Linked DNA regions of Homo sapiens: region 2 is linked to region 1. A link is a contact called in ENCODE Hi-C or POLR2A ChIA-PET data. All regions are on one chromosome and are shown on one strand. The core of a region is the stretch at or near the end of the contact, and the rest is flanking DNA. Distances in the headings are between cores, read along the strand shown. Region 1 holds the start of TOGARAM2 (TOG array regulator of axonemal microtubules 2). Region 2 overlaps ALK (ALK receptor tyrosine kinase).

What was found. Hi-C counts contacts between places; a loop is a spot of excess contacts on that map. ChIA-PET counts read pairs that join two places held with the same protein, here RNA polymerase II (POLR2A).
Region 2: a loop to region 1 is called in a map with no recorded cell type, with 2.5 times the contacts of the local background. The contact joins the enhancer-like site here to the promoter of TOGARAM2 in region 1. A Hi-C loop is called at or near these places in 1 of 37 single-sample maps with no recorded cell type. POLR2A ChIA-PET finds 5 or more read pairs at or near these places in 1 of 52 experiments (K562).

The regions. Positions count from the first base shown.
Region 1 is chr2:28,976,933-28,983,774 of GRCh38, reverse strand. It overlaps TOGARAM2 (TOG array regulator of axonemal microtubules 2), which reads right to left and starts at 2,477. Exons shown (of 20, transcript NM_199280.4): 1 at 2,237-2,477.
Region 2 is chr2:29,438,241-29,445,597 of GRCh38, reverse strand. The region is part of intron 4 of ALK (ALK receptor tyrosine kinase); the gene reads left to right. Among named protein-coding and RNA genes, the nearest start is that of CLIP4, 330 kb to the right of the region's middle. Within about 2 kb of position 1,802, at least 2 of the 41 ENCODE cell types and tissues checked have a DNase peak (open chromatin) inside an H3K27ac peak, as active enhancers do.

The sequences.
Region 1 (6,842 bases), core at 1,228-3,727:
GGCAGGTGAGATGCAAATGGGCACAAACCCTTGGGAAAGTGGTCTGGCTTTACCTGATAAAGCTAAAAATGCACAAACCTAATGTTCAGCAATTCCACTCCTAGGAACCCACCCTTGAGAAAGTCTTGCACAGGTGATCCAGGAAAGGAGCTCGAGAGTGTCCAGAGCAGTGCCATGGATAATGGCCAAAATCTGGAAAAAATCTAAATGTCCAACAGGAAAATGAAGGACTAAATCATGGTGCACTCACAACATAGAATATTACAGAGCAATGAAACAAACGACTGCCCCACTCAACACTATGGACGATGCCACAGCGTAATGTTTAGTGAAAGAAGACAGACCCAAGAGACCACACAGGGTATGCCCCTACTTCTATAAAGTTCAAAGAAAGACAAAATTACATCGAGTGTTTAGAAATGCATACATAGGCCCAGCGTGGTGGCTCACACCTGTGATCCCAGCACTTTGGGAGGCCAAGGCAGGCATATCACCTGAGCCAGGAATTCGAGACCAGGCTGAGCAACATGGAAAAAACCCATCTCTACAAAAAAAAAAAAAAAAAAAAAAAAAAAATATATATATATATATATATATTTATATATACACACACACAAAGATTAGCCGGGCATGGTGGTGTGCACCTGTACACCCAGCTACTTGGGAAGCTGAGGTGGGAGGAACACTTGAGCCTAGGAGGCAGAGGTTGCAGTGAGCTGAGATCATGCCACTGTACTCCCACCTGGGGGACAGAGTGAAACCTTGTCTCAAAAAATGAAGCGAAATTAAATTAAAATAAAAATGCAGACATAGATGGAAAACTTGATAGAAAATCAAGGAAAAATTAGTAGCATGATTAACCCTAAGGGGAAGGGAGGCAGCTGTGATAAGGACAGGGCCCACGGGGGTGGGTTCTGGGAGGCGGCCAGTTTTTCTGTTTCTTGGCCTGGGAGGTGGCTACATGGACATTCACTTTATAATTATTCCTCACACTGCATGCATTTTATGCATTCTTCTGTCTGCAATAATAAACTTCCAGCCTCTGTGCTAGTGAGCAGAGTCTGGTGCCTCTGAGGTAGCCGTGGGGTCAATGGGAGGATGCGCTGCCCTCAGAGGCAGGTCTCTCCAGAGCTCAGGTTGACATCTCCCCATCCCTTGCCCCCAACTACCTCCCCCTTTCTTCAAATCTGTTAGTCTCAGGCTCCATGGGCTGAAACTGAGCCAGTCCTGGGAGCCAGCCTGTGGCTAGAAGGCTGCAGGGCCGTCTCCTGCAGGGCATTGGTGAGAAGAGCGAGGGACTGCCCAGTTCAGGATAGAAGCGATTATGGGCCCCTCACACCACTTCCTGGGGCCAGGCACCAATGCCCTGTGGCCTGCCTCAGTGATGCTCCGACAGAGTACGGGCCCCAGTCCCTCCCCTCCCAGCGCTCCTGAGGAAATGGCAGCCCTCTGAGGTCCCCCGCCAGCACCAGCCCTTGTCCTGGAGAAGTGACTGGCAAAACCTTAGTTTCAGGAGACTGAAATGTGCTCCAGAAAGGAACATGCCAATCTCCACCTAACAACAGCATCAACAACAAACAGTAACTTCCATTCTGCGCATGGGCTAACGTGCCAGCTGCCCTCCTGACTGTCTCCATGCTCACAGACAGCACCAAGGGGGCTTTTTTTAAACCCTTCTTCACAGATGAGAAACCTGAGGCTCAGAGAGGCAAAGAGCTCAAGTCCACACAGCCAGAAAGAGGGGGGGTTAGAATTCAAACCCAGAGCAGAGCCCCTCCAAGGCCTATGCTCTCACGGGGTGCCCCAGCACCCCTAAGCACGGGTGCCATCCCCACAGCATGCCCCCACCCTTCCCGGCACCATCGCCCACAGCACCCCAGGGAGCTGTTGCCCTGTGAAGGGTTCACCCTGAGGTAGAGAGCACTGCCCACAGAGGCCATGACTCGGGGAAGGGGTCAGCCCAGGCCAGCCCCTCCTTCCTTGGCTCCCAGTGCTCAGAGAACAGTGAGTCCAACCTCCTCCCCTAGAGCTGCCACATGAAGGCCCAGAAAGGGTCAGAGACATCCCCACGGTCACACAGCCTCCAAGTCACAGCAGGATGCTTTTTCTTTCTCTGTGTGTTTGTGCTTGCTCCAGTTCAGGTCTTTATCCCTCCCTCCAGGGACTTCAGGGGTCCTGACCCAGCCTCCCATTCACCACCTACAATAGATGGCTTGGTGGACCTATCGTCTCTCACCTCTCTGTCCAGAGGCCAAACCCCTGTCACTGGAGGAATCCAGGGTCCTTGGTCTCTATAGAGACGTTGATGCTCATGGGCCCAGGGAGGCAAGGACGGGGCAGCCCCAGGCCTGGCCCACCCTGGCCCCCACCAGCCACACAGTCCTGGGCCGCAGCCTCCTGTCTGAGCAGGGGCTGGGTGGCCACGAGCTCCACTGCTGGCGTGCTCCAGCTCTCAGCAAAGCTCTCCTTGAATAAACAAGGCTGCATAGCAACCACTCGCTGAAGGAGCCCATAGCTCCCTGCGCGGGGGAGAGACCGAGCCGAGAGATTTTCCCCTTGGTCTCATTGCCTCTGTGGCTCACCGGAGCACAGGCACTACCAAGTGGCCGACCTGTCCTCTAGGGTCATGGACACCACAGAAAGAGAGAGCACTGGGCCCCCCTGCCTGGTGACTGCAGCCAGGAAGTGCATAGCTGGCTTGGTGCAGGGATGTTGTTGGTAGAACTCCTGGTTTTGCTCACATGGCCTCTGGGCTCAATCTGCTTCTGTTTACTAACTCTCCTAGAGGCAGAAAGACAGAGTGAGCATCCAGGCCTTGGCAGCAGGCAGCTGGGTTTGAATCCTGATCCTGCTACTTCCAGCTGTGTGCCCTCTGGTCAGAACTTTACCTTTCTTGACCTCAGTTTCCTCATCTATAAAATGGGTACACCAATAGTACTGACTTGATAGGGTTGCTGTAAGGATTTCAAAGGTGCATGTAACAGCTTGTAATTTTGTCTAGCACTTGGTAGGCTCTCCATCACTTCCCCAGAAATCCTTGCAGAGCAGAAAGCCTGTGGCCTTCGTCCCAACCAGATTTCTCCACCTTAACTTTTGGAAAATGTGAATCCTAGCAGCCCATGTGTACTTTCTCACTGAACCCAGGCTCTTGGGCGGAAATCCCAGGCTGGCATCCTCTCTCTGGAATGACAGCCAGTCCCACTCCTCATGCTACCCCCTTCTAGCCCTCACCATCCAGGGGGCACACAGTGGAAGCCAAGGACTCAATTTGTATGCAGGCTTGCAAACAGCCACTCGCCCAAAGATACTATGAATTTTCCCAGGCAGCTCCTCCCCATATTCTGTACAAAGGAATCAGCAGGTGTGTGGAACACACAGGGATGGCTGGTGGGAGGCCAACTACACCCCACGAGGCCTGGGCTGCTGAAATGCTTGCACACGGGGTAGCTCCTTCCTGGGACTCTCTCCTCTTCCCTGAGATGGCCAGGGAGGGCAGGCCTTGGGAGTAGCTGCTGTCATTTACCAAGATCCAGGAGGGAGCAAGGAGGGCCAGCCAATTATGACTGAGAACAAGGTCCCTCTGGGGCAGGTGCTGGCCCCAAGCCAGAGGTCACAGCTGACAAGGCGAACGGAACTCCTGAACTCCCTGTAGCAGAGGCCCAGAAAGGAGACTCTTCCTCCAAACCAGGAACAGTGGCTGTGCGGATTCCCCTTGGGAGACAGGTATGAAGATGCCCAGGTGGGGAAAGAGAGGCCTGGCAAGTTAAGCCCTTGCCCCAAGCCACACAGCTTGTGAGTGAGAGCGACTCAACCATGGGAACCCAGGGCGGGGACGTGACAAGGCAGGTTTTGGTGTCCCTCAGCTCTGGCAGGGAGATGGTGTGTGTGCAGCTCCCCCAAAGCCCATCTGCATGTCGCTGCTTGAGTCGGAGCTTCTAGAACACAGATCCGATGGCCGTGCCCTGCTGGACACCCCTCATGGCCCCTGCTGTCCTTGGTGTAAGGGCCAGACTTAGCACCATGGCTGCCAAGCCCCTCTAATCAGGCCCCACTGCATCCTCCTTCAGCTCCTGGGCTCTCCACACTCTGCCTCCACTGGATGGCCGAGCATTATGTGTTCCCAAGGTGGGCTGGCCATGCTCTGTGCCAAATGCTAGAGACACAGGAGGCAGCACAGCCTGCCCTCAGGAGCTGAGTGATGGAGAGAGGCCCCAGCAGGTAACCCCCTGCTTGTTCCTGTGTTACCTGCAATAAGGGAGGATGGATAACACAGCACAGCCCTTAAGAACCAGGGCTCTGAAGCCCCTGGATTCCAGACTGGATTCTGATCCCAGCAATGACATCTTAGGCAAGAAACAAACTCTCTGAGTCTTGGTTCTTTCATATGCCTAGCAGGAAGACTGCAGATCCTCCCTCCCTGGGGTGGCTCCAGTGACCCTCAGTGTGCCCGCCAGGCACAGAGCACGCACTCACCCTCACTGTGACCATGGACAGAGAGCGAATCCCAGGGGCAGTGAGGTGTGACATCCACATGAAATCCCCGAGGTAAGGAGCAGGCCAGTCGAGGAGCATGGGTGGAAACCGCTGAGGCAAACACAACCTGAGCCCCGGGCCTCTGGGGGAGCCAGGAGCTGCCTGGAAGGATTGGGGCACTCCAGGTGGGGAGGGCAGCCAGGCTGCCACCTGGAAGCTCTCTGGAACTCCCCTGAAGAGACCTCAGAAAGAAAGGGACACGAATCCAGCCCTCAGTCATTTGTTGTGACTTCTTTTCTCATTCTAAAAAAATATTTTCATACTTAATTTTGTTTTCTTTCTTAAAGAAGCCCCCAAATTGTTTAAGCCTCGAGTCTCACAAAGCCTGTATCGACCCCTGGTGGAAGGGCGGCCAGACCCTCGGAAGAGGGTCAACAGCTATGAAGGAAACCAGATGTCACCTGTCTCCTCCAGTGCCCAGTGTTCCCAGTCATTGCCCCGACTCTCCTGGGTGTGCTCACACTGGCCTGCTCCCACCCCCAGAACCGATGAACAAATACTTGATGTGAATGAATTAAACTGACTCACAATACAGAATCACAAGCTGGGAAGAGGGCTCTTGAAAGTACCAAATAAGTAGCCCCCTCCACATCCACAGGGGATAGCCCCCATCTACCCCAGAAATCTACTCAAGATTTCAGAAACCAACATTCTATAACTTTCCATGCTGATGGATTTGGTCAGTGGAAGACTACTAAATTCTGATCCTGTTCCCTCAGTAAAAATGTCACCAAGAGTCCTCTTGGCCCTTGTTGATTTGTAAAGTGAACAAAGCTGTTTCTATGTCTAGCAACAAGAAGGACTAGATACCCTGAACACACTTCCCATTGCAAATGACCTGAGCATCCTATATCCAAATAGTCTCCTGAACACGTAGCTGGGCTATTAGCAGGGACTTCACTGAGGGGTCTTCTCCCCTTGCTCTGGGATGTAGCTGTCATGCTCCTCTCCTCTCCTGGCCTTTGTTCATGCTGTTCCCTCCACCCCAAAAGCCTTTCCCATATCCCTTCCTACCCCTTACTTATACCCATCTCCGGCCGGGCACGGTGGCTCACGCCTGTCATCCCAGCACTTTAGGAGGCCAAAGCAGGCAGATCACCTGAGGCCAGGGGTTCGAGACCAGCCTGGGCAACATGGTAAAACCCCGTCTCTACCAAAAATACAAAAATTAGCTGGGCATGGTGGCGCATGCCTGTAATCTCAGCTACTCAGGAGGCTGAGACAGGAGAATTGCTTGAGCCCAGGAGGCAGAAGTTGCAATGAGTCGAGATTGTGCCACTGCACTCCAGCCTGGATGACAGAATGAGACTCCATCTCAAAACAAAAACAACCAAAAAAAAAACACTTTATACCTATCTCCCTTGGCCAATTCCCACCCACGTGCTCCCAAGGGGAGTCCTTACTGACTCTCTAGAAAAGAGGTGCCTCTCATCTGCCTTTCTAGGGCCAGCACTTCCCTATCACAGCACCACTCATCCGCTGACTGTAACTGCCCGCCCCTCTCCTGGCCCACCAGCCAGCCACACAGACCTAGACTGTGAGCTCCTTGGGGGCAGGATTCATGCCTTATATCTCTGGAACCAGCGCCAGCCAGGTTCCACATGGGTGTTGAGAGAGCGACACCAACCTGACTGCACGTGGGGAGAGGAAGTGGCTGGCGGCATAAGAAGCCCCCGCCCCTGCAACATTCACCGCTTCTTCCAGGACCAGACCTGAGATCCAAGCTGCAGACCAGAGTCTCAGCCCCATACATTGTATGGCAGGGAACAGGTAGGGGGAGTTCTGACCCCCTGGGCTGGTGTTGCCCCCTTATAAACCAGGACCATCCCAGGCCTAGCTGGAGGTCAGATCCCAGGGAGCATGGGGAGCAAGGGCCCCTGGTAGGGACCCTAGGAGGTGGTATGCTCAGGCGCCTCCCCCATCTCTGTCTCAGGTACCCATCCCTCAGGATAAGGTGCCCCCAGGCTAAAGATGGTTAGCATAGGGCATGGCCAAGGGTTCCAGGCAAGTGGACAGAGAGTTGGTTCCAGTCCTGACTTTGTCACCATTACTGTGTGCCCTCCAACAAGTCCCTGCCCTCCTTGGGCTTCCAAACTGTCATTTGTGATCAGACACTGGGTGACCTCCTGGTCCCTTAGAGCCCTGATGCCCTGTGTCCTGGGCCCTGGCCCAGGCTGAGGAGAAAGGCTGGAAGCCCCCCATCCCTTCACAGGCCACGCCCCCCCAGGTAGAAAAGCGGATAATGGAGGCAAGCTGGCACTGCCTCCAGACTGACACTGTGCTGGCTTATCTCCCAAAATACCACTGCC
Region 2 (7,357 bases), core at 553-3,052, 460 kb before region 1:
CAGGTGATCCACCCCCCTCGGCCTCCCGAAGTGCTGGGATTATAAGCATGAGCCACCATGCCCAGCCCTTATTTACTATTAATCCAGCATCTCCTCTTCAGACACCACACTGCCACTGGGAAGCGATGTGAGGGAACCCCCTATTGGCTCTGGAAGAGCGTTACCCAGCCTGTGATGCATCTGGCCCTAAGTAATTGTCTTTTTATAGTTTGAGACAGTTATTTGAAAGTTATGGTAATGGGGTGAAAATATAAGCAGCTTATAGTTTACTAGAACATTAATCCTCTGGGGATGATTTCTTTTCTTCTCCGTGCATCTCCATGGGACCTTTTTCATTGCATTGTGTGAAATTTATTTTTAGACTTTTCTCCCTGTGATCTATCACTGGCCCACCTCTGCCTAATTATTAATTTCCATATTTGCTAAGCTATATAGAAAGGGTTCAAGTGCAGGTCAGGCCAGATTTTGGACCAAGGACCCAGGACCTTTTCAGCAGAGGCTCAGGGGAGACACACAATGGGAAGTAGGAGTCAAATCCAAATGGGCTTTGGAAGCAGTCAGAGCTGAGTTCAAATCCTGGCTCCTTTATCTTTGATAACTTGGCCTTGGCCTCTCTGATATTGAGTGTCTTCAGTCACGCACCTGTAACCCCTAGATGCCCAAACTGATGCTCTAAGACTAATCCTGTAAATTTGGGTAAGCCTGTATGTGGACAGGCATGGGCAGGACCAAGGAGTCAGCTACTATAACCAGCAGCCCTAGGATGCAGAGGAGACTTCCAGGGCCGACTTATTCATGAGAAAGAGGAATGCACAGTGCCTAGGGCCACAGTACTTTTAGGAGCCCAAGGAAACTTTTTAATTTCTTGAAAAATCAGAAGAAAAAAATGAACTTTTGAGTTTAATAAAATGGTTTAAATATATGACATTAATATACTTTGTATGCATTAATATATGCTATTAATATATTTATCTCAATTACTGATGCAATTGTAAAACAGAATTTTTAATTTTTTTTGTATAAAGGATCCCATAATGGCAAAAGCACCCAGGGCCCCCAAAAGTCATAACGCAGCCCTGGGAGTTCTTGCCCAGTCCTCTGTTGTCTCCTGGGCACCCACTCCTCCTTTGTTCAATCCTCATCTGTTCATTTGCAAAAGAGCTTCCAAATCAGGCAGCCTTGGGCTGACCTAGCTCCCAACATTTCATGATGCCCAGTGAGCACCCACGGGGCAGGTCCTTTACATCAGTGTGACCTTTGGTTTGCCCAGACTTGGCCACCTGCCTGCCCTGCATCTTGCACCAGCCAGTATCATTCCACATTCTTCAGTTTCCTTCATGTTCCTGCCCATAACCCTCAACCACCTCAAGCCAAGCAATAAAAGAGAAGAGGGGAGAGTTCATAAATGGAGCTCCCGATTCACTCTCTGTCCTACCCCCAAAAGCCTCCCCACGTAGGACTGTTCTGGCAGACTAAATAAACATTCCAATGGCAATCACGTTGCTCTCTACTGTAGTTTATTTTATGTGAACATTTGAGAAAACAGTAGAACCAATGCCAATTCATATGACTTTCTGTGACTCAGTTTCTCCTTTTGCAAATTGGGCGTAACAAGAGCAATCTGGTAGAAACAGTAGGAAAAGAAATAAAATTACAACCTGGAGAACGCAGAATGCCCTTCAGAAGAAACATCCTAGGTACGTTTGAAGTTATTATTAGCATGACTATCAGTGAGCTCAAGCCTCTCAGAGTGCCTGGGGCATAAGGACTTCCTGTATTTATAAGGCTACACGTCAGCCTCCTCTTCCTTCCTGATTCACCATCAATTGCTTTCACCACTACTAAATGGGCCCTGAGCTCCAGTTATTCTCAGTTTATGCCCACAACCTGTGAAAGGGTGAGTGAGCCAGTGGTGGGTTAATTTCAGGAGACTAGCCCCTTTCCAACCATCCTGAGGGCCTCAGTCAGTCTCCCAGGAGGCCTGCACCCTAAGGGGTGAGAAATTGGGAGCAAGAAGCAAAGCCAGCGGGCAAAGGAGGGCAGAGGCTGTAAGGAGAAAAACCCAGAATTGTATTAAACAAACAAACCCTTCCCCCAAACTGGAAGGGAGCCAAAAGACCAAAGAAAGACTCGGTGGCAAGTAGATGAGTTTATTTGGCCTTACATACGGGGCACTCCTGGGCGGCAGCAGAACAGCTCTAAAGATCCAGCCCGCCTCCCATCTCTAAGCTGCTTTTAAGCTAATTTTCTGGCTCTTTGCCTACTGTATGTATGCAATGGAACTGTTTTCCTCATTGGTTCTCAGATACTCTCTGGGAGGTTTGCATTCTCAGGGACACCTGCTCCCTGGCAGGCACCATGGCCTTGGCTCACAGCCTGGTCTTCAGGGTTCAGGCAGCAGGCATAGACCCTTAAGTAACCTGTGACACTACAGAGGCAAACAAGGAGAAAGAGGAGAAGTGCAAGAAGCGAAAGTTTAGTTAAAAATGCCACAGGGATGGGAAAGGACGCCCTCAAATGTCTAGTGTCACCCAAGGCTGATGCCTTCATTCTCTGTTCCACAGTCATCCTTTGAGCAGGACACACAGGACGTGCTCCCAGACCCCCTGCAACTTCATCACACTGTAGCCACCATGTGGCAATTAACCTTACCCAGTGGTAGAGTCACGCTTTGTCCCTTTCAGGTTTCAAGTTAGAATCAGAGATCTTCGACCTGGAAGGGACATTGAGAATCATTTGTCTAACACTATGTTTTTACAAATTAAAAAATTGAAACCCAGAAACTTAAGGGGCTTGTCCAAGTTCTCACAACAAAGAAATCAGGACTAAAATCCCAGATCTCCTAGTGCCCAGTCGAAAGTTCATTTCACTGTTAAGCATAAGGTTTTTAGGTGCGTACCCTTCCCACATGCTTAGGATCTAGGTGTGCTTTTACTCTCATTATTTTATGCATCCTGACACCAACCAGGCCTGGAAAACGTGTACTACATCCCCATTTTTACCAGTGAAAAAGCAGAGGCTCAGAAAGGCTAAGGGAGAGTACCCAAGACTCAAGGGAGAATATTGAAGATCGCCAGGTCATTGTGGCAGAGCTGGAATCAAACCCAGTCTCACTTACCAATACTCTCAGACAGTGCACTTCCCTCCATCCCACACTGCCTCAAAGCCTACTGTCCAGAGCTCTGTGGTTATGGATATTGTGAAGGAGCAAGGATTCCCATCCATGTTTATAGGCAAACTTCTGGCCCAACCGCATTCATGCTCAGAAGTCTCAACATTTTTTTTTTTTTAATTTATCAGAGGAAAGAAAGTAACAATAGAGTTGATGGGCAATTTGTGTAATTAACACCCCAAATCTCCTAGTACCATAAGGTTTTTGGATTCAGTGCATTCTCCCAACAGATGCTCTTTTTACCGGTCAAGTGTCATTATCACGAGGATTATAATGGAGTGGAAGAGAATGGCTGCCGGAGACCAGAGGGTAGGCAGGATATGGGTTTGTCATTAGTGGTCTTGGGTGCACTTCGGTGCACCTATGAGCCTGCTTCCTGTGAAGATTTTAATGATGAAACCAGCGAGCTCTAGAGAAGGATTTGGACATCTGCTTCTCAATTAGTGTTAATTTAGCTTGTTTGGAAATGATTTGTGCCTCTACAAGACAACATAACTGAAAGTTGTTTTCTTTCCTATGATCATAACTTTTTACTCTTCTCACAATGGGCCAGATGAATGCAGCAGAGGGGCATTCCTGGGCTGCAGAGGAACATTCCTGGGCTGCAGAGGAACAGTGGATAGTCCTGTTCCTGCCAATTTGGAAAGACATTGTTGCTCCTTAGTCTCAATGCAACTGTAATGCCCAAATCAAAGTCTTGAGAAATGTCCAGCCCCTTCCAAAGCACTTCTTGGAAGCAGGTAATTGGCCCTTTTATGGTTGTTACCCCAGGGCAGATGTTAAGGTGGTATACACAGCTACAATCATGCTGGTTATTAAAACATTGACATATTTCCAGATCAATTGAAAAATAGCCATTTCTCCAAGCCCTACAAGTGCTCCATCACCTCTTCAGCTTCCCCAGACTCAGGGATCCCAGATGAGCACTGATCAAGAGCTTCCCTGGTACCCAGGCACCCACAACCTGCCAGTCAGGCCTTCATGGCCCCTGCATGCCTGCCCCATTCCTACATGTCCCCCAGCCAGGGCGGGCCCTGCCCTGCTAAGGGAGACACCATCCCTTACAGTGACACCGAGCCCTAGCAGGCTAATGCCCACTCTGTGATTCCCCCAGAGGCACCTAAAGTGATTGATTGCCAAATGGTTTTAATGGCACTCTGCCTTTGAGTTCCTTTGTGAGGTACACAGGGAGACCCCTGCTCTATGCTCTTCACAGGGGCCCAAGCAGATGTGCTGTATTCTTGTTGGCTCTGAAGTTGACATAGACAGATCTAGAGTAGGTTCTGCCCCTGAGCAGGGCGTGCCAGCACTACCTCTTACAGTGTTCAGGTGAGCAATGCTGGAGCCTGATGGCCAGACCCGGCCTGCAGGGACAAACTGGGTTGAGTGTGATGGGAAGTCCAAGTCCAAGTTGGCTATTGAAGCCGGAGACTTGGCCAGCCAGAGCCTGGAGGCACACAGGAGTCAGGAAAGGCAAGAGGGAGCGAGAAATGGACAAAATCTGATGTTCTTGCCCCTCAAATCAGAGTCCATACACAAGGATCTGTGAGTTCTCTATGATAATTTAAATGATCTCATATTGATGATAATCTAAAAGAAAGTCATTTTTGCCTCTACCTTTGCGCTTGTGTTCTGGATCACTTTGGCATCAAAGAGTGGTGCTTTAATAGTTATCAGACTTAAAGACAGAAGCAAGGTAGACTTGTCAAGGGTTCATGCCCTTGAAGGTCAAATGATTGCAGGGGACCCTGACAAGAGAAGGGTTTGCAGCAGTTGCATACCAAAAACTCTTAGAAGAATTGATTCATCAGCCAGGCACTGTGGCTTATGCCTGTAATCCCAGCACTTTGGGAGGCCAAGGCAGGCGGATCACCTGAGGTTGGGTGTTTGAGACCAGCCTGGCCAACATGGTGAAACCCTGTCTCTACTAAAAATACAAAAATTAGCTGGGTGTGGTGGCAGATGCCTGTAATCCCAGCTACTCAGGAGGCTGAGGCAGGAGAATTGCTTGAACCCAGGAGGCAGAGATTATAGTGAGCGGAGATCGCACCACTGCACTCCAGCTACTTGGCAACAGAGACTCCGTCTCAAAAAAAAAAAAAAAAAATTGATTCATCACGTAACCTACGTAACATGGGCATATCAATCATCTGAAAAGATGTGTATTAGTGGTTTTTTTTGTTTTTGTTTTTGAGATGGAGTCTTGATCTGTCACCCAGGCTGGAGTGCAATGGCACGATCTCGGCTCACTGCAACCTCCACCTCCCAGGTTCAAGTGATTCTCCTGCCTCAGCCTCCCGAATAGCTGGGATTACAGACACTCACCAGTACGTCCGGCTAATTTTTTTTTTTCTTTAGTAGAGACGGGGTTTCACCATGTTGGCCAGGCTGGTCTCGAACTCCTGATCTCAGGTGATCCTCCTGCCTTGGCCTCCCAAAGTGCTGGGATTACAGGCGTGAGCCACCATGCCCGGCCAAAGATGTGTATTAGTTTTCCATGATTGCTAGAATGGATGGCTTATTCACTCAAAGTTCTGGAGGCTAGACATTCAAAATCAAGGTGTCAGCCAGGCCATGTTCTCTCTGAGACTCTGGGTAGAATCCTTACCACTTCCTAGCTTCTGGTGGTGGCCGTCAGTCTTTGGCATTCCTTGCAGCCACATCCCTCCCACTTCTGCTTCTGGCCTGACATGGCCTTCTCTCTGCACGTATCTCCCATCCTTTTTTTTTTTTTTTTTTTTAACAAGAACACCAGTCCCGTTGGATCAGGGCCCACCCTAATGACCTCACCTTAATTTGATTACATCTGCAGAGACCCTATATGTGGTCACATTCACAGGTGCCAGGAGTTAGGATTTCAACACATCTTTTTGGAGGACATAATATAATCCATTATAGAACCTGAGTAGGAGCCGTCTATTCTCTATCTGTCTGTCCTGTGAGCAGCGATATTGTTTCAGCAAATAGCACCTTCCATCGCATTGAATTGATGTGTTAATTTAAACAGTATGGTTTTATACATTTATATTTATTTTTTATTAATTATTGAATTATTTTTGTTTGGTTTTAATAGTCAAGTAAGAGCTATAAGCATAAGGAGTTTATACCCACGTTTGTGCTTTACATTTTAAAATAATATGAGAATACATAATTTGTCAGCTCAGGCAGTCCTTGACAATTGTCACCTGTTCTATTTAAAGCAGCTACATGTTGTTTCAGTACTAGAAACCCTGGAGTCCAGATGAATTCCAGATGTGAGAAGAGACTGTGCCTTTTCTAAGCTTGATAGGTGGTCAGATTTCAAGTTCCTAAGGACCTGTGTACTCTCAGGACTTGCAGATGTCCTCGAGGTAAATGTTGAATTTTGAAATGACCTGGAGCCAACACCAGTTCTCTCAGCAACAATATCTGGGCTACAGAGGAGTCAGATTCTGGCTTGGAGTCCCACAGGCAGGGCTGGTCTGGAGATAGCCAAGCTCCAGAAAGATGGGTGGCCCCTGGAGCCCTAGGGAAGAACTGGCATCTATAATAGAACAAGCCCACAGTGCTCTCCTCCCCAAATCAGTAGGAGCGCTGGGGGATATTGTAACCTACTCCATTGACCCTCATGGCCCTGAGGACAGGTTTGCTCTCAGCACCCCAGCAAGACAGCCAGAATGTCAGTCTAAGGTATTTGCTTCATGTTCTTTGATCAGAAATGGATGGCAGACACTAGTGGAACTTCTTAGCTCCACCTACATATTCCTGAAGGCAGCCCTCTGAAGGTCAGGTGGGATCTGGGAGAGTAGCCTTCAACCATTGGCAGCAAATTACTGCAAATTTCTTTGCTTTCTATTTGAACATTTCTTTGAGTTTTGTTTGAATTTTAAAATGTTTGAATCTCATGCTTTAAAAAAATATTAAACTTGTCTTCTCAAAATAATTTGATTAAAATTGATGCTTCTGAAAGATATTCCAGGTTTTTCCTATGTCATGGTGCCTGCTACCAGTCTTATTCCCTTCTCACCTGCAATCTCCAATTAGTGCAGCACTAAATAACAAATAGCTATGGGACATTTTTCTTCTATGACCAGCTCATGTGAACAAAACACTGTATATGGAACAAGATGACCTGGTTCAAACTCTAATACTTATAAGATGTTTGAACTTTGAACTTACATCTAACTACACTGAGCCTCAGTTTCC